Regions from separate parts of the Homo sapiens genome. Here region 2 is linked to region 1. A link is an interaction called in ENCODE POLR2A ChIA-PET data of the cell type or tissue named here. Cell type or tissue: endothelial cell of umbilical vein. All regions are shown on one strand.

Evidence for each region. Peaks named below come from ENCODE experiments on the same cell type or tissue, not always from the same donor. Only the 100,000 strongest peaks of a DNase experiment are listed, where the experiment ranks them.
Region 2: POLR2A ChIA-PET joins it to region 1 with 5 read pairs; 7 of 35 experiments call an interaction of 5 or more read pairs at or near these places.

Annotation. Positions count from the first base shown.
Region 1 is chr4:86,945,462-86,950,461 of GRCh38, reverse strand. It overlaps AFF1 (ALF transcription elongation factor 1), which reads right to left. Exons shown (of 21, transcript NM_001166693.3): 2 at 1,891-1,964. The coding sequence starts at 1,928. It also overlaps the pseudogene TECRP1. Among named protein-coding and RNA genes, the nearest start is that of AFF1, 13 kb to the right of the region's middle. In endothelial cell of umbilical vein, no CTCF peak of the experiment used is centred here; a DNase peak (open chromatin) is centred at 2,811.
Region 2 is chr4:87,202,886-87,207,885 of GRCh38, reverse strand. All of the region lies in intron 1 of KLHL8 (kelch like family member 8), which reads left to right. It also overlaps the pseudogene GAPDHP60. Among named protein-coding and RNA genes, the nearest start is that of KLHL8, 15 kb to the left of the region's middle. In endothelial cell of umbilical vein, no CTCF peak of the experiment used is centred here; no DNase peak of the experiment used is centred here.

The sequences.
Region 1 (5,000 bases):
ACAGCGGCTCACGCCTGTAATCCCAGCACTTTGGGAGGCCAAGGCAGGTGGATCACCTGAGGTTAGGAATTCGGGGCCAGCCTGCCAACATGGTGAAACCCCGTCTCTACCAAAAATTAGCCAGGTGTCGGGGCATGCGCCTGTAGTCCCAGCTAATTGGGAGGCTGAGGCAGGGGAATCCCTTGAACCCGGGAGGCAGAGGTTGCAGTGAGCCAAGATCATGGCACTGCACTCCAGCCGGGGCAACAATAGCGAAACTTTGTCTTAAAAAAATAATAATACCTCGGGATGAGACATGGGCAGCATCTGCCTTGTCCGGTGCTGGCCCAAGTCCCATCCCTGCCCTGCTCCCTTTCAGAACTGCACCTACTACTGGGGCTTCGCCGCGTGGATGGCCTATTACATCAATCACCCTCTCTACACTCCCCCTACCTACGGAGCTCAGCAGGTGAAACTGGCGCTCGCCATCTTTGTGATCTGCCAGCTCGGCAACTTCTCCATCCACATGGCCCTGCGGGACCTGCGGCCCGCTGGGTCCAAGACGCGGAAGATCCCATACCCCACCAAGAACCCCTTCACGTGGCTCTTCCTGCTGGTGTCCTGCCCCAACTACACCTACGAGGTGGGGTCCTGGATCGGTTTCGCCATCATGACGCAGTGTCTCCCAGTGGCCCTGTTCTCCCTGGTGGGCTTCACCCAGATGACCATCTGGGCCAAGGGCAAGCACCGCAGCTACCTGAAGGAGTTCCGGGACTACCCGCCCCTGCGCATGCCCATCATCCCCTTCCTGCTCTGAGCGCTCACCCCTGCTGAGGCTCAGCCCCTCAACCCGGTGGCATTCTGGGGGAGGAGTGGGGCCCACAGCTCTCCAGCACCCGGAATAAAGCCCGCCTGCCCCAGTCGGGAAAAAAAAAAAAAAAAAAATAATAATAATAATAATTAATAAATAGAAATTATGATAAAAGTAACAATAAAAACAACTCTGCAATTGCTAGAATGTTACTACAAGGGGTAGTAGTAACATTTAAAAACATTTAATACGTTTTTGGAGTAGCGCAGAGGCTCACGCCTGTAATTCCAGCACTTTGGGAGGCCGAGGCAGGGGGATCACCTGAGGTCAGGGGTTAGAGACCAGCGTGGTCAACATGGTGAATCCCAGATACTTGGGAGGCTGAGGCAGAATTGCTTGAACCTGGGAGGTGGAGGCTGCAGTGAACTGAGGTCACACCACTGCACTCCAGCCTGGGCAACAGACTGAGACTCCATCTCAAAAAAAAAAAATATATATATATATATATTTTTGAATAGCTAATACTTTAAATAAAAACTAATCAGTGATAACAATTCTTTCCGAATGTCAAATGAGTTATTATGTAAAACTGCTTCAAAATGTTAATATGATCCCCTCAATCAACACTGATCAATTACTATATGCAAGAAGGCACTAAATTGTGTGTGCAGAGTTGGAGGGAGAGATGTGAAAGGGGCAAAATACAAATATGAAGGAATTCCCTCCTTCACAGCTTTCAGGATGAGATGGATTTGTTTATTTATTTCAAGCACAGGCTGAACATGTGTATGCTTTCCCCAAATCAGTGCAATCTTGTTATCCTGAACACAGCATTAGAATGCTGATTTAATCATTTAAATTAACATCCACATTTTTAAAAAAAATGAGTTAACAGACTCAGCGATTGCTAGATTTAAAAGAAAATATGTAGCCAGTCCAACAAGTTTGACTTCATGTAGAGAAAACTGAAAATTTCAAACATTTTCTTGCACCCGTGAGTTCTTAAGTTGCAAAATTGAAAAAGACCAAACTTATTCATTGAAAAGTAGATTATAAAATTAAATATCAGCATGTCTTTGAATCATAGATTCTATGCTTACCTGTTGCCACTGCTGTTGACTCTTTCTGTAAATGCCATTGTTTCCAGTCAATGCAAAGTGGCTAGTCTGTTCATCTGAAAGAGAAACAAAGAGTAGCCTGTGAACATTAGCCTGTGAGTAAATTCAGGGATACGCATGACCTGTAAGAAGCTTTATTGGAGACAGAATTCCAAGTTCTCATTTGAATTAGAAAATGGTTCTCCAATTCCCAAGTTGTATGAACAAACTATCTAGTATATATCAAAGGCCAATTGCACTTTTAACTGTGAGGCTGCTTCTCAAAGCCATTTCAGCAAGAAAACAATGTGCACAAGTTTACCATAAGGAGGAGGGGGAGGAGAAAAGGAAATACCATTCCCCTGGTGCCTACTTTGTGCCAAGCATTGTGTTAAATATAAATAAGCCCTTTTAAAAATGGCATTTCATTAATACATTACAATAAAGTTGCAAGGCAGATACTAATATCCCATTTTATAGTTAAGAAAATGGAGACTCAAACACACACAAAAAAAAACAACCAAGAAATGTAGACTTAGTTTTAAGTAATTTGCCTAAGGTCACAGGTTGTGTCAGCATCCTCACTAGAATTAAAAGGAAGAAAAGGTAAGAGTGTCAACTATGCAAGAGAAAGGAAATCAACAGGTCATTCTCACATAAGAATGCAACACTTAAGAAAAGTGGGTCCCAGTGACAATCAATCTTAAGATTTTACTTCCACTCATTAAAGGTACTTAATCAAAACAAAAAAAAAACAAACAAAAACCGAAATAAAACAACTATTGGGCATTCTTTCAAAACAAGACTGAATTTGGGGGAAAAATTATTATCCAATCTGGGCAGATAGTCTTGGTACTATCTTGGGTAACTCTGGAAACAACCTCTCTTTATGGTTAACACTGTCTACAGCTGTTTCCTTTTCCCTCTCTAGTGAGTATTTATAAATTGACTACACTTATCCTAACTTGCATTAAATAGTTTGTTTTACTTTTCAAACATCCTTAAGGCAAAGAAAGGTATGTTACTAAATTATCTTAGTACAGACTGGACAAACCATTTGATACAAATGGAAACACACATTAAATTTGTAATCATTTTAACTTGCCTCTGTTTAAGAGGCTGTTACAACTTTGGCTGAGGTTGAAACACTGAATATAGTCCTTCACAGCTCTATTCTTACTCCCGATAAGGTCTTTTATCTCCCTCTCCATGAAATTTAAATTGCTGACTTGCTAACTACATGTTTCCATACTAGCAGACATAATTTGCCACTCTTTCTCCTCTCTCAAAAGATTGCAGCATGGATGTTAAAATATTCTAGTTAAACTCACACTAGCAGAGATCTACTTTTCAGGGTCAAACATGTGTCACTCTTCTGACCAGCAATAGTGGCCCCCTAGGCAAGTTTTCTCAATTCTCCAACTCAATCCCCACTAGTCTCCCTTCCCTTCCCTCACCACTTACTATCGCTCACTTTCTCCTTTTTCTCTTTCTCTGCATCGCTAGCTCTACCCCTGCCTTTGCTGCTCACACTTTCTCTCTCTTGACTTGCAGGGCTGGCACACAGTAAGTGATCAATAAAACACTATTGTATTCCTGTTGGCATTATTCTTCATAACACTTCTGTAGAGGCATCTGAAGAGTCCCTGATGGCAGTTCCCCACATTACCCTCCCAGTGAAGATGCTCAACCTGCTTGCAACCCAATAGCACCCACCCCTAGGGCTCTTTGGTGGAGAGTGATAACAGGAGAAAAGGAGACAGGTTGGGCTGTTGGGTGGCTATCAATCTGAGAGGGGTCCTGAGTTCACTTGTTTGTTGACTGACTGACAGAACCAACAAATGTATCCTGAGCATCTGCTGTAAGCCAGGTACTAAGAATAAAGAGAGTGGGCCGGGTGTGCACCTGTAATCCCAGCACTTTGGGAGGCCAGGGTTGGCTGAATGCTTGAGCTCAGGAGTTCAAGACCAGCCTGGGCAACATGACAAGACCCGTCTCTGCTAAATATAAAAATAAATAGCCAGGTGTGGAGGTGCATGCCTGTGTTCCCAGCTACTCTACTTAAGAGGCTGAGGTGGGAGGACTGCTTGAGTAGGGATGCAGGTGGGGGTGGGTGGGGGGTGGGGGTGATGTAGGTTGCAGTGAGCTGAAATTGCACCACTGCCCTCCAGCCTGGGTAACACAGCAAGGCCCTGCCTCAAAAAACATAAAAAATATAGTGAAGAAAAGACTCTTGCTACCATTGAGCTTACATACTACAGAAGGTAAGCAAAGACACATTCAGTAAAATATATAGATGTTAGAAAAGCAAAATGGGAGTGCAGAGAGGAATCAAGGTAGGGTATTGCGGTTCTACGTAGGGTGGTCAGAGAACACAACATTTGAGCAAAGACTTAAAGTGAGGAGCAAGCCATAGAGATCTGTAGTGGAAAAGGGTCCTCGGGACTGATAAGTAGAAAACTGAAGGAGTGAGCAACCCCCCAGGTCTCACCGCTCAGGAGCACTACAGATACATCATAATGAGATGCCTTAAAACATCAAAAAGAACCACATGGGTTAATCTAAGCAAGATCTAAATAAAATGTACAATGTGAGCCAATTTTTTGTTTAATGCTTTAAGTTTATGCATACACACAAAGTTTGGAATAGCATATACCAAACTGTTAATAGTAGCTTTCTGGAAAGGGAAGAGCTTTGGTGAAGAGGCCAGAGCAGGAGATTTAAAAGGGCATTTTCACCTTTTATTCTGTTATGCTATCAATCTTTCAATATAATCCTCCATGGGCCAAGCATGGTGGCTCATGCCTGTAATCCCAACACTTTGGGAGGCCAAGGTAGAAGGACTGCTTAAGTTCAAGATCAGCCCTGGAAACACAGTGACACCTTGTCTCTACAAAAATAGAAAAATTAGCTGGGCATGGTGGCACATGCCTGTAGTCCTAGCTACTGAGGAGGCTGAGGCAGGAGGATTGGTTGAGCCCAGGAAGGAGGAAGCTGCAGTGAACTGTGATCTGTGCCACTGCACTGCAGCCTGGGTAACAGAGACCCTGTCTAAAAAAAAAAAAAAAAAAAAAAAATTGGGAAAGGCTGGGCAAGGTGGCACATGTCTGTGG
Region 2 (5,000 bases), 260 kb before region 1:
CTCCGATGTCTGCTTCACCACCTTCTTGATGTCATCATATTTGGCAGGTTTTTCCAGATGGCAGGTCAGGTTAATGACCGACACCTTGGCAGTGGTGACACAGAAGGCCATGCCAGTGAGCTTCCCATTCAGCTCAGAGAGGGCCTTTCCCACAGCCTTGGCAGCACCAGTAGAGGCAGGGATGATGTTCTGGAGAGCCCTGCAGCTGTCACGCCACAGTTTCCCAGAGGGGCCATCCACAGTCTTCTGGGTGGCAGTGATGGCATGGACTGTAGTCATGAGTCCTTCCACGATACCAAAGTTGTCATGGATGACATTGGCCAGGGGCGCTAAGCAGTTGGTGGTGCAGAAGGCATTGCTGATGATCTTGAGGCTGTTGTCATACTTCTCATGGTTCATGCCCATCACTAACATGGGGGCGTCAACAAAGTGGGGAGAGATGATGACCCTTTTGGCTCCTTCCTGCAAGTGAGCTCCAGCCTTCTCCATGGGGGTGAAAACACCAGTGGACTCCACAACGTACTCAGCGTCAGCATTGCCCCATTTGATTTTGGAGGGATCTCGCTCCTGGAAGATGGTAATGGGATTTCCACTGATGACAAGCTTCCCATTCTCAGCCTTTACGGTGCATGGAATTTGCCATAGGTAAAATCCTACTGGAACATGTAGACCATGTAGTTGAGGTCAATGAAGCGGTCATTGATGGCGACAATATCCACTTTTCCAGAGTTAAAAGCAACCCTGGTGACCAGGCATCCAATACGACCAAATCCGTTGACTCCGGCCATCACCTTCACTACCTCAGCGATGCAGCTGGCAATGCATGAGAAGATGCAGCTGTGTGTCAAATGGGAGGAGCAGAGAGCCAAGTTGACCCAGTTTTTTTCATTGGGGGAAAAAACCCAACCCATAGAGATCGTGTTAATTCAGTCACTCATGACTCCGGCTCATTGTCGGCAAATACATAGATATTGTTAAGACACAGTCTTCAAAAAAGAGTAGACTGTGTTAAGCAGGCAAGTCTAAAATACAAAAGAAAAAAAGTGAACGAGTTGGAGAAATACAGCGTACTATGGGGGTTCACAAGAAAGATCACATCCCATTGGGAGAATTAGGAAATAATTCATAAAAAGGAATTATTTAAGTTGGGCCTTGACATCATTCCCTCACAAGGAATAGCTTGAGCATTTGCAAATACATTTGAGGAAAACTGAATAATTAAATCTGTGATATAGTAGAAAAAGAATGGACTTAATCACAGCTGGATTGAAACCCCATCTCCCACCATTTCTACAGAACTGTGTGGCCTTGGGCAAGTCAGGGATGTTAGAACCATCCATAAGGTGATGCTTAAACAAGAGTATATTTAAGATTACTGGCAAAATAGGTGGTGCACAGTGGTTTAATAAGTAGTTTTTCCATCTTCTTTCCCCCTTTCCCTACTTTATGTAAAAAATGAATGGAGAAAAAGACTGGAAGGTAGACTAGAGCCAGAGCAATGAGGACCTTGAATGCCAGGATAAGCTGAGCTACATACATTAAGCAGTTTGGAAAGGACAGTTTGAGTTAGATAAATCCAGCAGCATCTAATCCTTGAGAGATGTTTATTGATGGCAAGGAGGAATGTGGTGATTGGTTAGGGGAAGTCACTACAATCCAGGTTAGTATGTGGATCTGAACTGGAGTACAATGAGAGAGAATAGAGTTCAATGACAATAGGAAGAAAGGGATGGATGAACAGAGATTTTTCCAAGTAGAATCCAGGAGAATTGAAGTGGATAGGTTGTGAAAGTTGAGAGGAGTCAAATATGGCTCATGTTTTGAAGTAGGGTAACTGAAAAAATGGTGTTGCTACTTGTAAAAGTAGGGGAATCTAAAAGTATAGTGAGGGAGAAGATAAGGACCTTGGTTTTTCATATATTTTGTTCTGTAATTATATTTCACTTCTAAAGTGCTTTGAACTGTAGTGTGGTAGTTAATAGCACAGGCTGGGGAGCCCTGCTGCCTAGGTTCACATCCTGGCTCCACCACTTACTTGGGCTTCACTCCATCTTGCTGTGCCTCAGTTTCTTCAGATAGTTAGGGCACAAAATATGGCATGGCAAAATAAGTGAAAGAAGACTCCTGGGTGCAGTGGCTCAGGCCTGTAGTCCCAGCATTTTGGGAGGCCTAAGTGGGCAGATCGCTTGAGTCCAGGAGTTCAAGACCAGCCTGGGCAACATGGCAAAACCCCATCTCTACAAAAAATACAAAAATTAGCCCTGTATGGTGGTGCACGCCTATAGTTCCAGCTACTTGGGCAGGGGGTGCTGAGGCGGAAGGATAAAGGGCAAAATAAAAGTAGCTACTTCATAGAGTTGTAGTGAGGACTAAATGATTTAATTTACATGCAATTAGAACGATGACGGCAGATAGTGTTTTCTATCGTGATGCTGATGTCTTCCTTTGTGTGTGTGTGTGTGTGTGTGTGTGTTTTCTTGAGTCAGAATCTTACTCTGTCACCCCGGGTGGAGTGCAGAGGCATGATCACAGCTCACTGTGGCCTCGACCTCCTGGGCTCAAGCGATCCTCCCACTTCAGCCTCCCAAGTAGCTGGGACTACAGGTGCGTGCCACCACATGTGGCTAACTTTAAAATCTGTTGTAGAGACTGGATCTTACTCTGTTGCCCAGGCTGGTCTTGAACTCCTGGGCCCAAGCGATCCTCCTAGCTTGTCCTCTCAAAGTGCTGAGATTACAGGCATGTGCCATTGTGTCTGGCCAGCCTTTATATTTTATTTTTATGGGCTGATTTATCCCTTAAGCAGTAGAGTGGCTTGTGATTATATTGCCTTGTGTCTTTTGAGTTTTATCCTGAGTATGTTGGAATGCAACAATCTTTTTTTCCATTTTATTTTTTATCATATAGCAAAATTGACATTTTTGGGGTACAAGTCCATGAATTTTAACAAATGTGTAGATTTATCTAATCATCACCCAAATCAATTTTAAATTAACACTTAAAAAAGATGCAAAATAGTTTCATCATCCCATAAAACTCTCTTTTTGCCGTCTCCTTTTAGTCATACTCTTTCCCTGCCCCTCATCCCTGTCAGCCACTGATCTGTTTTTCATCACTATGATTTTATCCTTTTGAGGATATCATATAAATGGAATCATAGAGTATGTAGTAACCTACTGAGACTGGCCTGTTTCACTCAGCAGCCATTGAGATTCATCCAGGTTGTTGCATGTACCAAGTTTGTTCCTTTTTATTGTGAGGTAGTGTTCTATTGTATGGGTGTACCCACAGTTTGTTTATCCATTGACTTGTTGAAGGTTATTTGGATTATTTTCAGTTTTTAGCAATTGCAACTAGAGCTGCTATATGTTTTCATATGCAAGTTTTTGTGTAAACACGAGCATTCATTTCTCTAGGTTAAACTGCCAGGAGTCAGATTGCTGGGTCATAGTATAAGAATATGTTTAACTGTGTAAGAAACTTCCACCTTTTTTTTTTTTTTAGAACAGTGATGCTGTTTTGCATTGCCACCAGCAGTATATGAAAATTCCAGGTGTTTCACATCCTCACCAGCACTTGGTATTGTTAGTATTGTTTATTTTAGCCATTCTAATAGATGTGTAGTGGTATTTCATTATGGTTGTGGGGTGTGTGTATGGGGATGTGGCAGGGGCTATGTTGCTTAGGCTGGAGTGTAGTGGCTATTCACAGGCATGATCGGATGATAGTGCACTACAGCTTCGAACTCTTGGGCTTAAGCAGTCATCCTATGTAGCTGAGACTACAAGCGCACACCACTGTGCCTGGTTCATTATTTTAATTTTCATTTACGTAATGGCAGTGATGTTGAACATCTTTTTGTGTGCTTATTTTCCATCCATGTGTCTTCACTGGTGAAGTGTCTTAAGTCTTTGGTCCATATTTTAATTGAGTTGTTTTTCGTTAAGTTTGAAAGTTTTATATATTTGGGATGTAAATTTTTTGTCAAATATGTGGTTTGCCAACATTTTTCTCCTGATTTGAAGCTTGTCTTTTTATTCTCTTATGGTGTCTTTCTCATAGCAAAAGGTTTTAATTTTGATGGAGTCCATTTTAGCAATTTTTTTCTTTCATATTTAACAACTAGTAGCCTGACCCCGAGTCATGAAGTTTTTCTGTGTTTTCTTCAAAAAGTTTTATTGTTTTAGGTATAGTTATATATATAACATAAAAATATATTTTATATATTATATAAAATGGATCAGAAACTATATAAAACTATAGCCAGGTGCAGTGGCTTGAAGTTCCAGACTACAGTGTGCTATGTTATGATTAATTTTTTGTGTGTTCACCTTGTTTTTTTTTTTTTTTCTTTTGTGAGACAGAGTCTTGCTCTGTCACCCAGGCTGGGGTGCAGTGGCACATTTTGGCTCACTGCAAGCTCCGCCTCCCAGGTTCACGCCATTCTCCTGCCTCAGCCTCCTGAGTAGCTGGCGCCCACCACCACACCTGGCTAAATTTTTGTATTTTTTTAGTAGAGACGGGGTTTCATCATGTTAGCCAGGATGGTCTTGATCTCCTGACCTTGTGAACCGCCCATCTCGGCCTCCCAAAGTGCTGGGATTACAGGTGTGAGCCACTGTGCTCAGCCATGTTCACCTTGTTTTTAGTGACCTTGCTAAACTTACTAGTTCTAGCTGTTCCTTGGGAATGGTTTACATAGACAATTATGTGTGCTGATAGGGACAGTTTTGTTTCTTTCCAGTCTTTGCCTTTTCTTTTTCTTGCTTTATTGCACTGGAGATAACTTTTACTTCCTATGTGGTTTTTCTTCTTTAGTATGTTGTTGTGGTGGTTTAGTATGGTTTAATATGCTGGTAATATGGTAGACTATATTTTTTTGAATATTGAAGCAGCCTTGCATAAACTCTTAGGATAAATTCTACTTGGTCGTGATCATTCTCTATATTTTGCTGGATTATATTTGCTAATATTTGTTGGGGATTTTTATGTCTGTATTC